Regions from separate parts of the Homo sapiens genome. Here all the other regions are linked to region 1. The links are chromatin contacts, found by Hi-C or POLR2A ChIA-PET in ENCODE. All regions are on one chromosome and are shown on one strand. The core of a region is the stretch at or near the end of the contact, and the rest is flanking DNA. Distances in the headings are between cores, read along the strand shown. Region 1 overlaps SPOCK1 (SPARC (osteonectin), cwcv and kazal like domains proteoglycan 1). Region 2 overlaps SPOCK1 (SPARC (osteonectin), cwcv and kazal like domains proteoglycan 1). Region 3 overlaps SPOCK1 (SPARC (osteonectin), cwcv and kazal like domains proteoglycan 1).

Evidence for each region. A loop is a pair of places that touch in the nucleus more often than their neighbours do. ChIA-PET counts read pairs that join two places held with the same protein, here RNA polymerase II (POLR2A). Pooled maps may share reads with other maps.
Region 2: a map of dorsolateral prefrontal cortex shows a loop between it and region 1 (2.1-fold over the local background). The contact joins two enhancer-like sites. A Hi-C loop is called at or near these places in 2 of 168 maps with a recorded cell type or tissue (dorsolateral prefrontal cortex and mesothelial cell of epicardium), 2 of 37 single-sample maps with no recorded cell type and 3 of 50 pooled maps. POLR2A ChIA-PET finds 5 or more read pairs at or near these places in 2 of 52 experiments (activated CD4-positive, alpha-beta T cell and activated T-cell).
Region 3: a loop to region 1 is called in a map of prostate gland, with 3 times the contacts of the local background. The contact joins two enhancer-like sites. A Hi-C loop is called at or near these places in 2 of 168 maps with a recorded cell type or tissue (prostate gland and right cardiac atrium) and 1 of 50 pooled maps. POLR2A ChIA-PET finds 5 or more read pairs at or near these places in 2 of 52 experiments (AG04450 and PC-9).

The regions. Positions count from the first base shown.
Region 1 is chr5:137,252,749-137,256,826 of GRCh38, reverse strand. All of the region lies in intron 3 of SPOCK1 (SPARC (osteonectin), cwcv and kazal like domains proteoglycan 1), which reads left to right. Among named protein-coding and RNA genes, the nearest start is that of SPOCK1, 240 kb to the left of the region's middle. Within about 2 kb of position 1,971, at least 5 of the 41 ENCODE cell types and tissues checked have a DNase peak (open chromatin) inside an H3K27ac peak, as active enhancers do; they include dorsolateral prefrontal cortex and prostate gland, where a contact is called at or near this core.
Region 2 is chr5:137,216,407-137,220,347 of GRCh38, reverse strand. The region is part of intron 3 of SPOCK1 (SPARC (osteonectin), cwcv and kazal like domains proteoglycan 1); the gene reads left to right. Among named protein-coding and RNA genes, the nearest start is that of SPOCK1, 280 kb to the left of the region's middle. Within about 2 kb of position 1,632, at least 5 of the 41 ENCODE cell types and tissues checked have a DNase peak (open chromatin) inside an H3K27ac peak, as active enhancers do; they include dorsolateral prefrontal cortex, where a contact is called at or near this core.
Region 3 is chr5:137,314,990-137,318,825 of GRCh38, reverse strand. The region is part of intron 2 of SPOCK1 (SPARC (osteonectin), cwcv and kazal like domains proteoglycan 1); the gene reads left to right. Among named protein-coding and RNA genes, the nearest start is that of SPOCK1, 180 kb to the left of the region's middle. Within about 2 kb of position 2,270, at least 2 of the 41 ENCODE cell types and tissues checked have a DNase peak (open chromatin) inside an H3K27ac peak, as active enhancers do; they include prostate gland, where a contact is called at or near this core.

The DNA.
Region 1 (4,078 bases), core at 722-3,221:
GCACGCGTGCGCTGGAGGTTGATGCGTCCTTGGGGTCCCTCTGACTTGGTGCAGCTGCGTAGCCCTTGGGGTGGAGGCAGTGCCTCGCAGAGTTGGGGACAGACTGCCTGAGCAGAAGTTGTCTTTGTTGGGACTGTGCTCAGAGACCACAGGAGCCTGCAGTGGTTTGAATGTGTTCCCCCCACAAGCATGTGTTGGAAACATAATCCCCAATGCAATAATGTTGAGAGGTGGGGCGTAGGGGAGCTGTTTAGGTCATGAGGGCTTCACCCTCACGAATGGAGCCATGCCTACCTATTGTAAAAGGACTTGAGGCTGTGAGTCTGACCTCTTGCCCTCTGTCACCATGTGATGCCTGCCCCCATGTCCTGAGACAACAAGAAGGCCCTCACCAGATGCAGCCCCTTGATCTTGGACTTCTCAGACTCCAGAACCATAAGCCAAATACATTTCTGTTTGTTATAAATTACCCAGTCTATGATACTCTATTACAGCAGCACACAGTGGACCAGTACAAGGCCTAAAGCCACTTGTAATAAGCCTAAGAGCCTGAATTGCTATTTCTGTGTGGCCTCCATCACCTGGAGATGGAGTGGTTTAGCCTTTAAAAGAGGGAAACACAGCCCATGCCCTCATACATGCACACATGCACAAGTCTCATACTCAAAAATCCATACAGAATATGGTGCCACCAGGATTTAGAAACATATGCCACTTCCCAAAGAACAAAAGTGGAACCCATGTGATCTCAAGAGTGATGATGTGAGGTGCTGAGTTTCCTTGCTGCCAGGAGGGTGTGGGTAATTCCATGGGCACTGGCAGCCTGGCCAGGAGGAACCGCTTAGCAGAGGATGGGTGCTGTGTACAGTAGATGGCCCTGCACTGCTCATCTTCTTCTTTGGCTCCAAAATTCATGGTAGAAAGGGCTAGAGAAGGTGGAAAATGTTAGTTGCAGTCATTGCCAAGGCAAGACAATCCCTAATTAGGTGAAAAATTATCCTCTGAGCCCACTGGAGCCACTGTGACATTCAGGTCCTAAATTTGCCCAGGGTTGTGTCACTCTCAGGCCCTTGCCCTGAACTCTGCTCTAGCTCCCCCTTTCCCTTCCTAACTTCAATATATGGTAATCAATGCACTTGAGTTCTCCTCCTGCCTTCACTTCACGTCCATGAATGCTCACTTTCCCTGCAGGAACTTACTTGAACTGTCACTCAGTGGTCCTTGAATCTGTAACCAAATACATGATAACCCGATATGTCTTTTTTTGTTTTTGTCTTTGCCTCATTCACCAAAAAACAACTTGTAGGCATATGTAAGTGTCAAGTGATAACACGAATAGATGAAAACATTTGAGTATAAGAAAAAACATTTGAGTATAAGTAAATTAAAGGCATAGCAAAGCCATGCTATGTATGTTGTTACTCCATCACATGCGCAGTGAGTTTCTGTATACTTCTGTAACTGGGCTCAGAGCTTCCTAACAAAGCAGAGAAGGACACACAGAGCACTATGTTCCCATGATGTGTAAACGAGGCTGGTATTCAGGAGAAATACAGGTATTCATAGTAGTGAGGCCAGAGATGCTTTCCTCCTGTGGGTTCTCAGAAGGGGGTTTGTCAGGGTGGCCCGTGTTCCCGCCAGTATCTAGCAGTGAATACCCCAGTAAGCTTTTATGATTACTTCATCCAAGATCTTTCAGTATACAATGATGCTTAGTGCCAAAGTACAGTTCTATAAGTTAACTCAATAATTCAGAATGCACTGTCTTCTAAAGGCCTGGCTTGATACATGGACGAAATTGACAATATCAGGAAGAATGGTTGGCCTGCATCTCCATCAGGGAATACTCTGATTGTTTTGTTGCTGGTAACTGATTAGCATTGGGAACAGAGAGTTCTGGGCTTTTCCTGGCAGGAACAAGGAGTTCAGATGATCTGTGCTTTCAATTAATGGAAGCATATGGTTCTTCTCTCTTCAGCCAAGTGGCAGGCAGAGCCAGTCTTGTTGGTTAGACATTCAGAATCCAAACTAGAGCTTTGATGCCTGACTGCATAGTTACCTTCCTCCATGCTAACACTGTAGATTAGTTCGACCCCACAGGCAAATGATGGATTAAGAATGTCAGTATTCTTCCCTATAGGCCACCAGAGCCAAGGGCAGTGTTATGTGGAGCTTCACAGTGTAGTGTGGGCTTTACACGGGTGGGAAATGCTTTCCTTGCACACATACGTACATATTTACATATGTTTCTCAAACGCGTATGGATGCTGATGTGCTCAATAAAATCCACATCTTATTTAAAGACATTAGCAAATCCATATTAGATCTTGTCATTATAAAATTCTCAGCAACTAACAGAATGATTAGTATGATAGCTATCTTTGGAGAGGTCAAGGGGAGGTGGAGTTTATAAATTTTTTTTTGACAGTGGAAAGGGTTTCTCATGGTGGAAGAATTTGGGCACGTTACCACAGTGCGTACATACAGGAGTTTCATTTTGTAATGTTTTCAAGCAGGTATTATGAAACAGCCATAAAAAATACCAATAGAAATCCACAGAATGCCTAATTTTAAGCCACATCTCTTTGCGGTGACCCTGCTAAGATAAAATTATTTGTAGGAGAAAAATATACCCTTGGGAAAAATATAATTTTTGGATATAAGCCATGTAAATGTTGTCAGGCATCTGCTAATAATTATGATTTTTGCTTTTAGCGAGGTCAATCCTGAGTTGTTCTTTCTACCAGTGATTAGGCAGGAGGAGAAATTCCCAGTTTGTAATGATAAAATTATACTGTCAGATTAAGAGTGAGCATTCATCATTCTGTTCTCATAGCAAGGCACAGATTCCTTCACCCAGAAATGGTTTCGAATGCTTTATGAATAGTTTTAAAAGCAGGGGTAGCATGGTGGGACACCTAGAACTGGGGGCAGCCTCAACATAAGCTGGTGCAGTGTGTGGACATTTGAACTCCTTCAGACATAATAGCCATACCTGGATATTTGTAGGTTGCTCACAGGGAGTTGAGGATTCTATTTGGTTCCATAGGGTAGCCCTAGAATTAGAGGGTGGGAGTTGCAAAGGGATGGCTTTTGGCTCAATCCAAGTATGGCATTTTCATATCCCAAGCTGTGTGAGGATGGGGTAGGCTGCCATGGAGGAGACTGAGACACCGCTCCTGGGATGTGTACATGTAAGAGTAGACAGCCACATGGCTGGTTTGATGTCGGGGAAATTGAACACTGGATGAGGACAGAGATACTATTGAGATTGTTTCTGACCTTGAGTTTAGGCAGTTCTGTGATAAGGCAGGACTGTTGAGAGGTGATAATTTGTTTTATACAATGACTCCCCATAGAATTTCCTCAAACAGCCTGCCTAATTGGTATGTCTGAGGTAGATTCAGTTTACCAAAGTTATGTCTATGCAGCTTTGCAAGAATATCTAATAAGTAAATTAGGTCAATCTTTTACAATCAAAGCCTCATTCATTGCAAATACAAGGGAGTAAGAAAGAAAAATGGCAGAATTACTGGGTGTTCCTAGTAAAGAAAAGCAACCTACCCACTCATTGTAGAGCTTCAGTTTCATGAATTTAGAACTAACCTATTGCTCTGAGTGAATTCTATTGTCTTTGGTAAGAAAAGCAGGGGAATAAATGATGTTGGTGCCCTCTTTTGTCTATCCAGAGCTGTAGATGCGGACATACGTTTCCAAATGCAGTGTGACTTCTCACTGTGAGGCTCATGTAGAGGGATTTTTGTCCTCTAGAAAAGGAAGTGCTTTTGCCTGACATTCAGGTGCTTGGGGAGGCAAGTAGCGGGTGAATAAAGAATGGCATAGGAAGTCATTGTCTTTACAGAGTAACCACCGAGGACCTGGAGGGGTAGGTTAGATCCCTACAAGTTCCTATGCGTGTCCCTACCAGTGTGCTGTTGTCCAGCTTCGAAGTGTGGAGCCGTATCCACAGATCCATGCCACAGCCCCAAAGGGCATGCTCTTAGGGATTCCTGTCTTCTGACTTAGCTCATGTTGTTTGAAAATTGAAGTGCATGCCAGATTAATTGTAGTTTTGTTA
Region 2 (3,941 bases), core at 383-2,882, 36 kb after region 1:
TGCCAGGCAGGGCGACTCAAGTGAAAGGATTAGTTATGTACATGCCCCCCAAAATGAGAGAAGGTTGTTTTCTTTTTCCACAGATTTAACCAAAATGGTGCTTTTGGAAATGAGGAGTTGTCAATATGGGATGTGGAGGACATGATTTTGAGGTCATTTGATTTTGTTCTGCACTGCTCTGTCTCTGTGCTCCCCATCTTCCTCCCTCTGAAACATGGGTTCTTGTTGCTCTATCTAGAAACACCACCCTCCTGGGTCAGGAGATGCAACTGACCCCCACTAGATGGAGGGCATGGTGTCTAGATACCCTGGGCTATTCTTTCAGAATCTACTTCTGGGGCAGATGGAGTACTGGATGGGTTGCCCAGGGCTTAGAGACTAGATCAAGAGAATCCTGAAGGCCATGGCTCTAGAAAGGTTCACATTTTCTAATTACTTCTTCAGGACCTGCTCACTCTAAGGAGGCAAAGCAGCTCTAAAAGACACCATGGAGGCCCTATAAAATCATCATGTCTCTCCAGGAAAAATAGCCACCTAGGTTATCTTCAGTGAAGTAGACTAGGGGCCCAGCCAGGGCCAAGACCTCAGCTTCCTAAGCACTCAACACAGCCTGGACAGACATATGTTCAGTGAATACTTTGATCATGATGAGCTCTAGAACATTGGGCAAAGGCACTATGCCAGTTATTGTTTCTTCACACATCTGTGTGTTTTCTGGCAATAAGGTATACTTTCTCATGAAATTTGACCTGGAGTTTTGTTTGGTGGTATTTTGAGCTTCTATTCATTTGGAGAAAAAAAGGCATGATTCTTAATTGCTGTAATTTTACCTTCATGAATTCAGAAATGCGAGTCCTGGAATAATGAATCCCCTTTTATAAAGAAACATATTTGCAGCAATGCCAATTCCTGGCTCATTAGGCCCATTCTAGCAGCGGAGATGTCTGGCTTTCCCCAGGGCAGGACCTGCTAAGTGTTGGGATACTCTTACTTTTTCCAATCCCTCTGCCTCCACTGAACTCCACCTCTCACAAGGAAGAGTTAACATTTAATGAAAGGATCTTTTGACACCCACTGCCAGAATCCTGCTTACTTACCACTCTGCAAATAATTTTAAATGAGTGATTTTTGTCATCTTAGCATCATTAATTCAGGTTCACACAAAGAACACAGTGTATTTGTGTAAAAGGCTACTAGACAAATTAAGAGGGTGATGCTAGCATTTCCTGTGTGCAGATTTGGCAGCCGTCATCTATTTGGAGAGATTCCAGGTGAGATCCTAGGGAAGAGAGCTTTGTATAAAACAGGTTTCTTCTCATATGCCTCCTTAAGGTTCCCCCTTGCAGGTCTTACAACAAAGGAGTGCCTTGGTGGGGACCCTGCATTTTGTCTGTCCCACTTCAGCCTGCTTGGAGCCAGCCTGGGCACTGCTTTTTTCCTTGTTGATGATTTTCTTTCATATCACCATGCCGCCTCTGCCCAGGTACCTGGCAGCTAGTTACCTTTGGTGGTATTGTCTGGTATGGTGGTCTGATGAGAAGGAGCTCCTCCTTGGGCAGGTTTGGGACCACCTGTGCTTGTTGTACACCTTAAATGTAGGGGAAGAATCTGACTAGCTACTATAGGACTCAATTCTGGCAGCTTGCTTCTGCTGTGTCTCAGGAATGAGACCAGTGGCTCATTTGTTTGATGTAGCTGAGTCATACAACTTGTCAATTTTCCCAGCAAAGCGTGAATAAAATCTAGTCTTTCCAGAAGGATTAAATAAGTGGCATTGTTGTTCTTTTGCTTAATTCACAAGTTTTCTGGGATTCCAACTTCAAATATTTGTTACCTTGAAAGGAAGTTAATTTCTCAGCTTTACAAATTGTTCATTTCAATCAGAACAAAGCAGGAATGCTGTTTTACAGTTGTCATTAATTGGATAACTTGCAATGTCCAAGAACCATGTGTTAGGGCTGTATTTAGAGCAGTCTCCTCTGGCACCTGATGATGTGGTCATCTTTGGTATACCTTCTATTATTTCTCTCTGGTCAGTTAGAAAAGGCACTGTCCTTTGCATAGGGAGATCTTACCATCAACCCATTAGACCGAAAGTCAAGAGACCAAGATTCTACTTCCAACCCTGTCACTAACAAGCTGTGCTTCCTTAAACAAATTACACCCCTCTGATGGGATTCCATTATCCCAGAGATGAAGATAAAGGATCGAGCTTCATCTTGAACTCTGATTAGTCAGAAATGGATTTGTGGTCACAAGTCAGTGGGGAAGAATTCTGTAATTGATTAGCCATGTCTGCCTTAGGGGAGGAAAGGGTGAGTGTTGGCAATCCTGAGCTGGGTCTTGCCAAATCTCCTTCTCCTTCTCCTTCTAACCATCTATACCTATGTAGAAATATAGATGCGGTAAGGTTGGGTAAGTAAGATAGTGCAGTATAATGGATAGGAGTAGGGTTGGAGCCACACAGCCTGATTTCTATTCCCGCTTGTCACTTATTAACCACGATACCTTGGATACATTACTTAGCTTCTCGGAGCTGTAATTTCCTCATCAGTAAAAGGAGAGTGTTGTAGTCCTTACCACAAAAGATTGCTATGACTGAGTCAGGCGTTTTAAGTACTTTGCATAGTAGATGATCAGTAAAAATGTTATCAAGCTGTTCTTACTAATATAAGAAGTACAGTGAGTACTTACTTCAGTAACAGTGGCTGACTTTGCCAAGCAGTTTTTTATTTCAAACCACAGTGTGATACCGACATTTGGATGTAGATGACAACCTCTAAGCAGCACAGAGGCGTGTTACATCCCATCCCTGAAGAGGAAATCCCATCTTTAGAATCAGAGCATTTGAGCTGGAAGCAATCGCAGAGTCCATGTTTTACAGATGGGAAACGGAGGCTGTGGTGGGGGAGGCTCTAGTCCAGTGTCCCTGGGTGGAGGCAAGGCAAAGTGGGGCCTGTTCTCAGACTCCAGCACATTCTTGAACTCTGTCTCTTTCCCCTTGGCTTAGTGCTGCCCAGCACAGGGGCCTCTGCAAGAAGAGGAGTTAATGCTGGATGAGATGGTGCTCTCTCAGTGCTCCTACAACCACGGGCTCTGGGGAGTGATTTAGATAGAAGCAAAGTGCTGCTTTGTCACTGGGAGCATGTTTATTTATTCATTATGTTTGAAAAGAGACTCCAGTACATGAATGAAATTCTTCAGTCAACTGAGTTTTGTTGTCTTTGTTGGTTTATCTTGATTCCTTGTGGCTTCTCATGGGCCTCCCTGTCTTGTTCTCTGTTCCCAGTGTCAAGTCTGAGCTCTCCACTCCCTTCTCCCAACCTAGGCCTTCAGAAACTTGCCTCCTAACCCACCTCCTGCCTCTGGGCTCCTCTCCTTGTCCTCAAGCCTCCTAATTCCTGCCTTATGCCTATTTTAAAACCTTGCCTTTTGGCCACTTCTTTCCATTGTGATTTCCTACTTATCCTGAAAGTCAGCCAAAAGATCACCTCTTTTATGCCTTTCCGAGTGATGGTTTCACAACACACCCCCGACCCCTGATTCCTCCAGGTAGAGTTGGGTGGTGTTTTAATCTCCCTTGCTCTTATTTCATACTTGCTTATTTTACTAACATATTGCATGAGCCCTTTTTTTTTAGACGAAGTCTTCCTCTATCACCCAGGCTGCAGTGCAGTGGTGTGATCTTGGCTCACTGCAGTCTCTGCCTCCCTGGTTTGAGTGATTCCCCTACCTCAGGCTCCTGAGTATCTGGGACTCCAGGCATGCACCACCACACCTGGCTAATTTTTGTATTTTCAGTAGAGATGGGGTTTTACAACATTGGCCAGGCTGGTCTTGAACTCCTGACCTCAAGTGATCCACCCGCCTTGGCCTCCGAAAGTGCCGGGATTACAGGCATGAGCCACTGCACCCGGCCTTACTGTTATGATCCTTGAAAG
Region 3 (3,836 bases), core at 1,021-3,520, 62 kb before region 1:
AAATTTTATCTTGACCAAGAGAAAAGTTTAAGGAGGGCCTGCTCTGTGCTGTCTCATATATGCTCTGGTTTTTAGAGTCTTAGCTTTCTCCCCAAACACTTTACTTTCAAAGAAGGGAAAATTAAACAATAGGCAATACTTGTTTCATCTTTGAATTCCCATTAATCAAAGGGTAGTCTCCTAGTAACATCCTGGATTTGTTTCTATTTCCACTTCAAACCCACTTGGCCATCTAAACAATTATCTGGCTCACCATCCACCAGAACCCTAGTTACAGGGAGAGGAATCTCGAGCACTCTTACCTCTTCTCAAGGTACTGAGAGGGATTCCCAGGAGACTGGGCTGAGAAGACAGACAAACCCCTCATTATAATCAGGTGGTCCCTCAGTGCTGCTACCTGGAAATAGGAATTCTGCTTGACATTCTAGACAATAGAGCCATGCTTTTTTTATTATTTAAGGACAGCCTTTTCTTTCTTCTCAGGTAGTCGACAGCTACCAATTTAAATGAGCTGGGTTTATGGATGGCTGCAGAAATCCTCTTTACTCAAACCCAGTATCTATCCATCAGCCACTGCGCAGCACTTTACTGTGGAGGCAGCGGGGGGACAGCTCATCAGAATCGCCCCAGTGGAATGTTACGATAGGAAAAAAGAGGAATGGATTACATATTTATGTGGTCTTTGAAAATGCAGTGGGACAGGAAGATTGCTTGTAACGTATGCAGTTACATTAAATGACTATTAACCTTCACTGGTTGCAGGTGTCTGGTGAATTCATTTGTGCTTGTGTATGTTGTGTGGCTTGAAAAATTAATGAGACTTTTTAAATAATCAAATTAAAAGTATTTGTTACTCCAGGTTCTGGTGAGCTATCAAAACAAAACTGGGTACAGCTTACAAAAATAAAGTGTCTACTGAGAAGAATAAAAATATGAATTGAGGGGGGAAATTGATAGCTATGCGGATCTTGGAAACTAGTTTCATCTGATGGAGTAAAATAAGAGAAAATATGCCCATCGTGACTAGTTTTATTTGTAGATTATGGTTAGTGAATTCTCTCTTTTGTCATGAATGCTTCACATTCTGGAGGAAGGAGGTGGCCTTGCAGTAATGTTTTATTTCTGTGAATGCCAGACTTTTCTTCAACCTGTTGACTTGTAGGGTTGACGTGTCAGACATGGTGAAGAACAATACCTGTGGAGCTGAGCCTTCATTTCCTGAAACGTGTGTCCAAGAGGCTTTTTTGACAAGGATGTTTTAACTATGCTGTGTACACCGTTAGAATTTCAGTTTTGTTTTTAAACATTCCCATCTGACTGGAGCTTCCCTCCATCCATTCCTGAAACTCACCTATTCCTGATCTGCTGAAGCCCATGTCCTCTCCAGTGTCCTGCATTGCACCAAAACGGCAGTAATATAGGTCAGGGACGAATCCCCTGAAGTCCCTGAAGGTTGGAGACCACCAGATCTCACTACCCTTACTCCATGGCCAGGAGATGGAAGGAACAAGGAAGAAAAGGCTTCCAGCAATTTCACTGTAGGACCTAAAAGCAGAGGCTCTTTCTGCTTCTTGACTGAACATTTCTTACAAAGCCCTCTGTGCTTATCTAGCTGTAGTGAAAACTGGGAGGGAGACAAGGGCTGTAGTTGGTGACCAGAGACTCTCCCCCAGGATACCCGCACTCACCTCTGCCAAAAGACATGCCCCTCTGCCTCAGCCAAGCAGTAAAATCAAGGACCATCCATGTTGTGCCCAGAGGCCCTTGGAAGAAGGTGGGCTGCTTGATCTTCCTAGCTGAGTGGCCATTCAGAGCTCTTATCAGCTTGGAAAAAAGAGTAATCCTCAGAAGGATTCACAGTGTCACCCTTCTTAGATGATGAGGCACCATGGGGGCTTTGGTTCTTAAATGGATCTCCTCCAAAGGCAGGTAGATTTGTTTTCCAGTGGGCACAGAGCGGGCCCACGCTGAACACAGAAATGGTGTTATTCTAACTGTTAAATAAGAAAAATTACATGTTGTGAGTTAGGCTAATTGATCTGCAGAATTCTGGTTTCCTGCAATTTAAGACTCTGTCTTGGGCATGAATGAAATATTCAGAGGGCAGAGGAGCTAGAGATGAAAACTGCAAGGAAAAAAGTAGTTAGAATAAGGTTTAACTTGTACAGTTCTGAATTCCAGGGATTTAAGAGTAAAGGCATCCAAAAATACTCCTGCTGCCAAGGCCAGGTTGTCAATAATAAACTGTGAGTCACAAGTCCTGGTTGTGGGCCTGGAAGCTAGCAGAGAGGGGATTCAACTGGCAGGTTCTCCAGCTCTCAGCCTTTAGCTCTTCAGGGCTGAAACTTTGCTCGAATTCCTTGAATCACATGATATCAAGGACCAGGAGGGAGGGCTCACATCATAGCTGAAAGAAAGGACAACCCCAAGTGCTCAGGAAAGACAAACTTCTTTTTAGAACATAAAAGGATTTTTTCTAGCTAGCCGCTGTGATTTGAATGCATCACTTCCCAAATTCAGGTGTTGCTCATTTGATAGCATTCAGAGGTGGGTCCTTTGAGAGATGATTTGAGGGCATGTCCTTCATGAGTGGGATTATGACTCTTATAAAAGAGGCTTCACACAGTAGCATTTGGCTCTCGTCCTTCCACCATGTGAGCACACAGTGTTCCTCCCCTTTGGACGGTACATCCCTCCTTGGATGCCAGATGCTATCACTTCAATCTTGGATTTCCCGGCTTCCAGAACTGTGAGAAATGAGTTTCTGTCCTTTATAAATGACCCAAGTCTCAGGTATTTTGTCATAGCACAAGTGAACGACCAGCCAAGCCTTCAACAACTAGCGGCTCACCTCTCAGAAGGCAGTCTGCTTTCCAGTGGCCTTGGCATAACCTGGGAGCTATCAGAAAGGCTGACTCTCCAGCACCCTGCCCCCAACTCCCCTAGGACCTACTGAGTCAAAATCTGCATTTTAATAAGATCTCCTGGGGATTCATAGGCACCATGAAGTCTGAGAAGCAGAGAGGGACGGATAAGTTGTCTGTATCATTTCAGCAGATCTTCATGGGAACCTACAGCCTGCCTGCCTTGCTAGTGCTGGACACAGTGGGAGGAGACAGACACTGTGCCTAGTCTCAGGAAGCTAACTGTCCAGAGGAGAAGATGGCAAATAATGATCATGAAATGACCTCAAAGGGGTGTTTGTGAGAGCCTTGAGCCATCAGTGCAGCAGGAGGCCACTCGATGTGCTCTGGTGGCATGTCCTGGCATGGAGGTCTCCTTTCTCTCCTGTGTAAAACAGAGGCATTGAAGGTAAAGTGCTCAGTTGCTCCTAGCTACTGCTTCTCATGTATCAAAGTGGAGATGGTGGGGGGGTTGTGGGATGCCATATCTGCTTCACAAGGCTGCTAAGTTATTCATCAAAAGTTTGCTGAACCTGTATTCTCTATCCATCGCCATACGTGGTTCAGAGTTGAAGACAGATCCTTGGAACTCATAGCCTCATGAGAATGACAGATGAGATGGAGAGAGAATTACAGTTCCATGGAGTACAGCCCCATGGAATATGAAATACAGAGAGTCACTGAGGATTAGTGTTGAATTCTGTCCATGGTGAACCTTGGAAGGCTTCCTAGTGGAAGGAGATGGATTTTTAGCTAAGACAGTGAAACTATTCCTTGACATAGTTCTAGTTCTAGCTTTTGCCATTTTTTTTCCCTATCAGAGAAGAGTAGGGACCTGTCGGGATTGGCAGGGGTAAGCAGACAGGTGAGGGTTCCTATTTTAGAGAAGCTACAGGATTTGGTGCATACTGAAGCTGACTTTGGTGCATACAG